Linked DNA regions of Homo sapiens: region 2 is linked to region 1. A link is an interaction called in ENCODE POLR2A ChIA-PET data of the cell type or tissue named here. Cell type or tissue: endothelial cell of umbilical vein. All regions are shown on one strand.

What was found. Peaks named below come from ENCODE experiments on the same cell type or tissue, not always from the same donor. Only the 100,000 strongest peaks of a DNase experiment are listed, where the experiment ranks them.
Region 2: POLR2A ChIA-PET joins it to region 1 with 6 read pairs; 4 of 35 experiments call an interaction of 5 or more read pairs at or near these places.

What each region holds. Positions count from the first base shown.
Region 1 is chrX:46,454,055-46,459,054 of GRCh38, forward strand. All of the region lies in intron 3 of KRABD4 (KRAB domain containing 4), which reads left to right. It also overlaps the pseudogene VEZTP1. Among named protein-coding and RNA genes, the nearest start is that of KRABD4, 9.3 kb to the left of the region's middle. In endothelial cell of umbilical vein, no CTCF peak of the experiment used is centred here; a DNase peak (open chromatin) is centred at 2,667; H3K27ac peaks cover 924 bases.
Region 2 is chrX:46,518,515-46,523,514 of GRCh38, forward strand. The region is part of intron 5 of ZNF674 (zinc finger protein 674); the gene reads right to left. Among named protein-coding and RNA genes, the nearest start is that of ZNF674, 24 kb to the right of the region's middle. In endothelial cell of umbilical vein, no CTCF peak of the experiment used is centred here; no DNase peak of the experiment used is centred here.

The sequences.
Region 1 (5,000 bases):
TTCACAAAAGAAACAACCTAAAATCACTTCATGTGAATCTTGGTTCTTACTTTTCTTCTACCTCATTTGTTCTTCCTCCTCATCACAAAAATTATCTTCCTGCATGGTGGTAAAGGAGAGAGATCTAGCAGCCACTTCTACAGCAAAGCCATCAGTGAAGGTAAAATTCAGTGACAGCTGTAGCTGTGCCAGCCTCTGCTGAATGGAAGTCTGTAAGGACTCCCTGGGAGATGGAGGGGTAGTGGCCAGAACGCCTCCATCTGCTTGAGATTCATCTTCGCCCTCACATTGGTAACACATTCTGTCTTCTCTCCTTGGAGGAAGACTTCATTTGCAGAATTGTCTTTATTTTTACCCTCTAGATCAAGCTTGTCCAACCCATGGCCCCGGGCCACATGCAGCCGAGGACAGCTTTGAATGCAGCCCAACACAATTCGTAAACTTTCTTTAAACATTATGAGATTTTTGGCTGGGCGCGGTGGCTCATGCCTGTAATCCCAGCACTTTGGGAGGCCGAGGCAGGCGGATCACAAGGTCAGGAGTTTGAGACCAGCCTGACCAACATGGTGAAACCCCGTCTCTACTAAAAATACAAAAATTAGCTGGGCGTGGTGGTGCGTGCCTGTAATCCCAGCTACTCGGGAGGCTGAGGCAGAATTGCTTGAACCCAGGAGGCAGAGGTTGCAGTGAGCTGAGATCGCGCCACTGCACTCCAGCCTGGGTGACAGAGCGAGATTCTGTCTCAAAAAAACAAAAACAAACAACAATAAAAAACATTATGACATTTTATTGTAGTTTTTTTTTATTTTTATTTTTTTTAGCTTATCAGCTGTCATTAGTGTTAGTGTATTTTATGTGTGGCCCAAGACAGTTCTTCTTCCAGTATGGCCCAGGGAAGCCAAAAGATTGGACACCCCTGCTCTAGAGAGTCTTCACATAAATACTCAGTCTTACTTACTTCATTGTCACTTGTGGAGTGTTTACTATTTTCCTCTTCAGTATCATTTTTACTGAATTTTCCTGTATCTGAATTCATTGATGGTTCTGAATTACTTGTGGGTTCCACTAGGTTTACAGGAGACAAGGATTTCAACACAGCATGATCACTAAGTAGAAGTTATAACCACTTCTGCCTTTCTGCCTCTGAAGCTTTAAATCCCAGCACAGATTTTAATTCTTAGAGCACCCTCTTGGATTCTTCATGCTCGTGCTTCTGTCTTTCTTTGTCTTCCTGAGACAAGTAATAAAAATCATCCTTTCTGCAATCACTGTCAATATCTATATCATCTACATAAGCTTCTAAGTCCTATTCATCCTCCTCAGGGAGTGGATCTTTGTCGGCAATGTGTAGAGTAGGCTGCATCAAAGTTACCACTGTACAGTATGGGTTTTCACACACTACCTCAGGCTTGCCTTTTTTAAATCTGTATTTCTTCATAGCAGTTTGTCCACCTGAGAAATGGCCTCTTCCCAGCAATTGTTGCTAGTTTAAACATGGGGCTGAATCAACTTTAATTTCTGTTCTAGGATTTGATAAGCCTCTGACACTGTTCTTGTTTCTTTAATACAAAAAAGCTTTTCAAATTTATCTTCGAGAATTATTACCTTATTCAGTAATGCTTTCACATGGAGCTGCAAGTTGTACACTGCTGTGTGAACGTTATTCAGTTCTTTTGACTTCTGTTGAGTTTTGGATAAACACTGGTACTGACTGGTGCTGAGTTTCAAAGTACTGATAGAATTCAGAGTTGCTCTTAAGCTCTTCCAAACAGGCATAGTAAGCATGAGGTAGACCTTGAGTCAAATCAGATAACATATGATGAGGCAAAAGTGCTGAAGTAAGTAAGGGCCCAGGAGGTGAATTGGCTGTAGGAAGTAATAAGACTAACCATCTGTAGAATTCTGAACGCTGCCATCCAGAGTTGGAACAAAACCTTCAATGTAGGCAGGCTAAAGTCATCTGTAAAGTTAGGTGCTTCCTCTTCTGAAATCTACTCTTCACTAAGTCCAAGGCCCAGCTCCTTAAAAGGCACGACACAGATATAGCTGGTTGCATTGTCACTTTCAGAGTTCAGGGGGTAGTTTTTCAGCATCTATAGGATAGATAGCCTTGCTGCTTGGAAGTTCTGTAGACAGCTTTCCAGAGACTGATGAGGTACTGAGTGGGATGCCATCCAGCTTTATTAAATGGGATAAATAATCATTTATCATTTAATAATAATTTAATAATGTATTATTAAATTATTATATATTTTATAAATATAAAGTATAATTTATTAATTATTATAAATTTAATAATTTATTATTAATCATTTAATAAATTATCTCATTTATTAAATGGGATAAAGCACTGACCCTGTCAAGCAAAAGTATAAATCCTCTGGAAATCACTTCAGTTTCTTGAATGAGATGTAAAGCTTTTCTTACAAGGTTAGTAAAAGCTCAGCTATTTGCTGCCATATCTTCCAAGTGAACATTGTATTTTTTTCAGGTCACTTGTAGTTTAGCTGTCCTCCATACTCTCAAAGCTCTTATGACCAAATAAACAAATAGAATCACTCCCCATACCAGCCAGGAAGATAACATCCACCAAGCAGGAAGCATAACGAGCAAACTAATGAAGGCAAATAGCATTGAGACATCCCAAATATTAGGGGTTGCCAGGGAGCAAAGTGTTGGAAGGTGTCCACTTTCCTGTTGTTGAGGTTGTCCTGCTTACAGGATACTGGAATCAAGTAGCTCAGTGAGCTCCACATCCTCTTGAAACAGGACTTCCTGTTGCAGGATGGTATGTAATGAGTTGAGTCGGAATCCAATATCCAACTTGTGAAGTAAGTCATCTTTCTTACTGCGCTGAGAAAAAACCCAACTTCTGGTGGTTTTAGCCACTTTTAACAGAATGCGTTGCTTAATAACCCATTCCCTGAGCATGCCAGTAAGTGGAGTTTATGTTCACCGAGTGATTACTGTATCCCAGGTATTTTGGTAGGACTCTTGTAGGAGGCTTTTGTTGTCCCTCCGTGGCGCATTTTTCTGTTTTTGGTGACAAAGAACATATTTCAAAGTCTGTGTGTCCCGGATCCTGTAAGTACTGATAAAGCGGAGAATTCCAAAAGCTACCTCCTTGTCAAACTCCAATGTCATCCTTCTCTGCCATGCCACCCACTTCAGCACGATGGGAAATCAGAAGAAACATTTTTAATGAAGATGGGAAACCTAGAAACCATAACGAGAAAGATTGTCAGATTAAACTGTATTAAAATGTTAAAACCCGTAGAATCAAAAGACATATTTGAGGCTGAGAGAAAATACATGCAATGCATATGATATGCAAAGGATTCATATATAGAAAATGAAAAAGGATGAAAGAAGATGAAAAATGTGGTGGACATATAGTCAAAAAGATAAGGCAAGCAATTTATGAGAAAAAAGTGTGATGCCATTTGAAAAGATGTTTACTTTCCCCAGTTTTCAAGCCATGAAAACAGGGCTGATTTTCATTCCTCCCTTTCTGTTGCATTCCAACAAATGAACCCAGTCTCAGCCCTTCTACTGTTTGCCTTTCAGAGTTTTTTTTTTTTTTTTTTTTTTATATATACAAAACCACAACATTTTGCATGGGTTGTTTTTAATGAAAATATGCTCCTCCTATGCTTTTCTGTTTTGGGGTTTTTGTTTTTTGTTTGTTTGTTTGTTTGTTTGTTTTTTGAGATGGAGTTTCGCTGTGTCACCCAGGCTGGAGTGCAGTGGCACAGTCGGCTCACCGCAACCTCCACTTCTCGGGTTCAAGCGATTCTCCCGCTCAGCCTCCCAAGTAGCTGGGATTACAGGTGCCTGCCACCACGCCCAGCTAATTTTTGTATTTTTAGTAGAGATGAGGTTTCACCATGTTGGCCAGTCTGGTGTCAAACTCCTGACCTCAAGTGGTCCACCCGCCTTGGCCTCTCAAAGTGCTGGGATTACAGGCATGAGCCACCGCACCTGGCCCCGACGTTAGAAATTTCTAAGCACAATGAAAATCTTAAAAATTATCAAACATCCATATCAAAGTGAGAAAAATATTTGAAGTATACATAACAATGGGCTGCCTTCTTTTATACACTAAAATTCTAACAAATCATTGAAGATCACACCTAATATATAGCTGAAAGAATATGAAATGTATGTAGAATAGTATACCATGTATCATACTTCATATTCTTAAACATTAAAAAGGTTGATAATAGTACAGTCAAGTATGTAGAAAAAACACCAAAGAAGTTATAAACTGTATACAGCATTTTGTGGTGGAACAGTTGGTTTACATATATCAACATTTACAATGCAAATACCCTTAACACAGTAATGCCCTTTCTAGAATTTTACCCTAGACCTTTAATATATCAATAAGACAAGACAACCCAACAGAATGAAGACTCATAGTAACAGAAATATTAGTGGCCTAGAAACATACAAAAAGATTATAATCCTCACTAAAACTCACATACCTGCTGTCATTTATCTGTAAGAGTGGTAAACTTTGAAAAGATAGATAAGAGCCACTGTGGATGAGAGTACTGGCTGGTTGAGAGGTAATTTGGCTGTACTTATTAAATATCTTTTTCTTATTTTAATCAGCAGTTGCATTGATAGGACTCCATCCTAGTGAAATATTTATATGTCCACAAAGATTTCCAAAGCAGTTCTATTCATACTAGCAAAAAGTAGAAGGAGAAAGCCCTAAGTGTCCCATGTTCCTGAGAATCCAATAATGGTAGAATGATAGCTATACTACCAGGTGGCATTGCTTATGATAAAAATGACCCCTGATTGGTAAACAAACTTCACATGGATGAGGAGGACTATAGAATAGTTAAATAAATTGCCACATCCATACTCTGGAACTGTTATGATAAAAATTGACTCATATGTAAGAATGTCTGGGATACTTTTGTCTAAGTGAAAAAAACCAAAGTTCAGAAAAGCATAGTAGGAGCAGCCGGGCATGGTGACTCACACCT
Region 2 (5,000 bases), 64 kb after region 1:
AAGAGGATTGCTTGTGCCCAGGAGCTCAAGATCAGCCTGGGCAACATAGTGAGACCCCATCTTAAAAAATAAATAAATAGGCCAGGCACGGTGGCTCATGCTTGTAATCCCAGCACTTTGAGAGGCTGAGGCGGGCGGATCACGAGGTCAGGAGATGGAGACCATCCTGGCTAACATGGTGAAACCCCGTCTCTACTAAAAATACAAAAAAAAAAAAAAAAATTAGCTGGGCATTGTGGTGGGTGGCTGTAGTCCCAGCTACTCGGGAGGCTGAGGCTGGAGAATGGTGTGAACCCGGAAGGCGGAGTTTGCAGTGAGCTGAGATCGCATCACGCCACTGCACTCCAGCCTGGGTGACAGAGCGAGACTCCGTCTCTAAATAAATAAATAAATAAATAAATAAATAGGGCAGGACACAGTGGTTCACGCCTGTAATCCCAGCACTTTGGGAGGCTGAGGTGGGTGGATCACCTGAGGTCAGAATTCAAGATCAGCCTGACCAATATGGTGAAACCTCGTGTATACTAAAAATACAAAACTTAGCTGGGCGTGGTGGTGTGTGCCTGTAGTCCCAGCTACTCGGGAGGCTGAGAAAGGAGAAACGCTTGAACCTAGGAGGCAGAGGTTGCAGTGAGCCAAGATTGCACCACTGCACTCCAGCCTGGGCAACAGAGCGAGACACCATCTCAGATAGATTAGATAGATAGATAGATAGATAGATAGATAGATAGATAGATAGATAGATAGATAAAGATAGATGATAGATAGATAGATAGATAGATAGATAGATAGATAGATAGATAGATAGATAGGCCAGGTGTGGTGGCTCATGCCTGGAATCCCAGCACTTTGGGAGGCTGAGGCGGGTGGATCACTTGAGGTCAGGAGTTCGAGACCAGCCTGGCCAACATGGTGAAACCCCGTCTCTACTAAAAATACAAAAATTAGCTGGGTATGGCAGTGTGCATGTGTAGTCCCAGCTACTTGGGAGGCTGGGGCAGGAGAATCGCTTGAACCAGGATGGTGGAGCTTGCAGTGAGCCAAGATTGTGCCACTGCACTCCAGCCTGGGCGACAGAGCGAGACTCGCTCTCAAAAAAAAAAAAAATAAATAAATAAAAATAAATACATACATACATAAAAATTTAATTTAAAAACAAGGAGACAGTGACAAACAGTAAAGAGGTATGTTTAAAATATAATATTTAAATTATAATTGCACTACTGGAAATTCATCCCAGGGAAATAAAAACTTATTACAAAAACCTACAGAGAAATGTTTGTAGCAAATTTATTCGTAATAGCCCAACACTGGATACAACCTAGATGTCCTTCAACAGGTGAACGGTTAAACAAACATGCATACCATGGAATGCTACTCAGCAATAAAAAGAATCAAGCTTGATACATACAACAACCTGAACGAATCTCTGGAGGATTATGCTGAGTGAAAAAGAACTAATCCCTTAAGGTTACATACAGTATGATTCCATTATATAACATTTTTCAAATGACAAAATTATAGAAACAGAGAACATATTAGTAGTTACCAGGCTATAAGAGGAGATGGGCTGGGAGAAAATCGGTATGACTATAAAAGAGTGACGGTCAGGTGTGGTGGCTCGCGCCTGTAATCCCAGCACTTTGGGAGGCCAAGTTGGGCAGATCACTTGAGGTCAGGAGTTCGAGACCAGCCTGGCCAACATGGTGAAACCCCATCTCTACTAAAATACAAAACTTAGCCAGGTGGTGGCGGGTGCCTGTAATCCCAGCTACTCGGGAGGCTGAGACAGGAGAATTGCTTGAACCCAGGAGGCAGAGGTTGCAGTGAGACCAGATCGCACCATTGCACTCCAGCCTGGGCCACAGAGCGAGAATCCATCTCAAAAATAAATAAATAAATAATAAAAAGAGTGACATGAGGGATCCTTGCAGTGACAGAAATGTTCCATATTTGATCTGTATAGATGTCAATATCCTGGTTGGGATACTGTACTACAGTTCTGCAAGATGTTACCTACCAATGGGGGGAATTGGATAAAGGGTACATTACGATCTCTTTGTATTACTTCTTACAAGTGCATGAGAATGTATAATGATCTCAAAACAAAAAGTTTAAGAAAATATTCAAATGTTCCAAAGAAGAGAGGAATGGGAAAATAGAATAACAACAATCAGCAAAAGGGGGACAAAGAAGAAAGAAATAATAAAATGGTAGACCTACATCCAACAATATCAATAATTACAAAAACACACCAATTAAAAGGCAGATTGTCAGTTGAGATTAAACACACAAGATTCAACTATATCATGTCTACAAGAAACGCAATTTAAATATAAAGAATCTGTGTTCAACAAGAGACACAAGAAAGACAGTGAAAAGACAATCTAGACTGGGCGCAGTGGCTCACGACTCTAATCCCAGCACTTTGGGAGGCCGAGGTGGGTGTATTGCCTGAGCTCAGGAGTTTGAGACCAGCCTGGGAAACATGGTGAAATCCCATCTCTACTAAAATACAAAAAATTAGCTGGGCATGGTGGTGCATGCCTCTAATCCCAGCTACTTGGGAGACTGAGGCGGAAGAATCGCTTGAGCCCGGGAGGTGGAGGTTGCTCAGGAGGTGGAGGTTGCAGTGAGCCAAGATCACACCACTGCACTCCAGCCTGGGTGACAAAGCAAGACTCTATCTCAAAAAAAAAAAAAAAAAAAGACAATCTAACAAAGGGACAGTATGCTTGCAATAAAGCATTGATTAATATGTACTCTACCGAAAATAGTGCCACTAGGCATGGTGTCTCATGCCTGTAATCCTAACACTTTGGGAGACTGAGGCAGGTGGATCGCTTGAGCCCAGGAGTTTGAGACCAGTCTAGGCAACACGGCAAAACCCCATCTCTACAAAAAAATACAAATATTAGCTAGGTGTGGTGGTGCATGCCTGTAGTACCAGCTACTCAGGATGCTGATGAGGAAGTAGGATCACCTGAGCCCAAGGAGGTTGAGGCTGCAGTGAGCCATGATTTCCTGGGCAACAAAGTGAGACACTGTCTCGAAAAAAAGAAAGAAAATAGTACTATGGGCCGGGCGCAGTGGTTCACACCTGTCATCCCAGTACTTTGGGAGGCCAAGGCGGGGGAGGGGGGGGAGGTGGATCACCTGAGGCCAGGAGTTCAAGACCAGCCTGGCTGACATGGCAAAACCCCATCTCTACTAAAAATACAAAAATTAGCCGGGTATGGTGGCACATGCCTGCAATCCCAGCTACTCGGGAGGCTGAGGCAGGAGAATTGCTTCAACCCAGGAGGCAGAGGCTGCAGTGAGCTGAGATCTCCCCACTGCACTCTACCCTGGGCGACAGAGCAAGACTCTGTCTCAAAAAAAAAGAAAAGAATAGAATAGAATAGAAAAGAAAAGAAAAGAGTGCTATGAATAAGTAGGAGGAAGGCACATACCATAAGAAATAAATGAGTTGAAGACTTACGCAGGCACCGTGTAAGATTTACACAAGTCACTCAAGTTCTCTATAAAATATGAAATGAGGATCAATTACATTACTAATCAAGGAAATGAAAGTTTCAATCACAATAAGATACTAATACACACCTACCAGAATGGGAACAAATAAAAGTCTGACAAGCAGAAGTGGCACGGAGGGAGCATCTACAAATGTTTTACAAACCAACAACATTTGGCCTTATCTATAAATTATTCACACCTCCAGAACCCAGACACCACAACCTAGGTATATACATAGGAAAGCTCTCACAGCAAATGTTCCTAGCAAACATGTAAAATAATGGCAGTATTATCATTAACTATACTAGCCTTAAACCGGAAACAACCCAAACACCATCAAGAGAGTAAATACTGGCTGAGTGCAGTGGCTAATACCTGTAATCCCACACTTTAGGAGGCCAAGACAGGAGGACTGCTTGAGGCCAAGAGTTCAAAACCAGCCTAGGTGACATAACGAGACCCCATCTCTATATGAAAAACAAGAATAGCTGAGCACAGTGGCACATGCCTATAGTACTGTCTACTCAGGAGGCTGAGGCAGGAGGATTGCTTAAGCCCAGGAGTTCAAGCCTGCAATGAGCTATGATCACACCACTGCACTCCAGCCTAGGTAGCAGAGTGAGACCCTGTCTCTAAAAAATAAATAAATAACTTAAAAGAGAGAAGAGTAGGTACTTTTAATTGTGTGATACCCAAACTAGAACACTATCCTGCAATGAAAATAAACATCATGGCTGAATCTCACAACTATAGTAGTGAATAAAAGAAATAAGTCACAAAATAATTCATATGGATGATTCTGTTTTTACAAAGCTCAAAAAAGAAAAGTTCAAACTAAACAATATATTGCCTGTGTATACAAATATAGATAGCAGAAGCTCTAACAAAAATCTTAAAAATAATTACCCCCGAATTTGGGATACAGGTTACATCCAGGAGAGAGGTAGGAGGATGCCATCTGGAAGGGGTAGAGTCGTAGTTCTCAACCTGAGTGGTGATTATCCAGGTGTTAGCTATATATTTCTTCTGAAAAGTACGCACGTGTTCTAAATGCTCTTCTGTATGCAAGATATAGTAATCAATAAGGATTTCTTTCTATCTCAAAGAAATAGAAAATGAAAAACACAAAAATAAACACAATCAAAAGCTGGTTCTGTGAAAAGATCAATACAATGGATAAATCTTAAGTCAGACTGATCAAGAAAAAACATACATTATCAATATCAGGAGAACAACATTACAGATCCTACAAATATTAAAAAATAATAAGGAAATCTTATGAAAAAAACTTTATTTTATTTTATTTCTTTATTTTTTTGAGATGAAGTCTCACTCTGTTGCCCAAGCTAGAGTGCAGTGGCACGATCTTGGCTCACTGCAACCTCCGCCTCCCGGTTTCAAGCGATTCTCCTGCCTCAGCCTCCCGAGTAGCCGGTACTACAGGCACGTGTCACCATGCCCGGCTAATTTTTGTATTTTTAGTA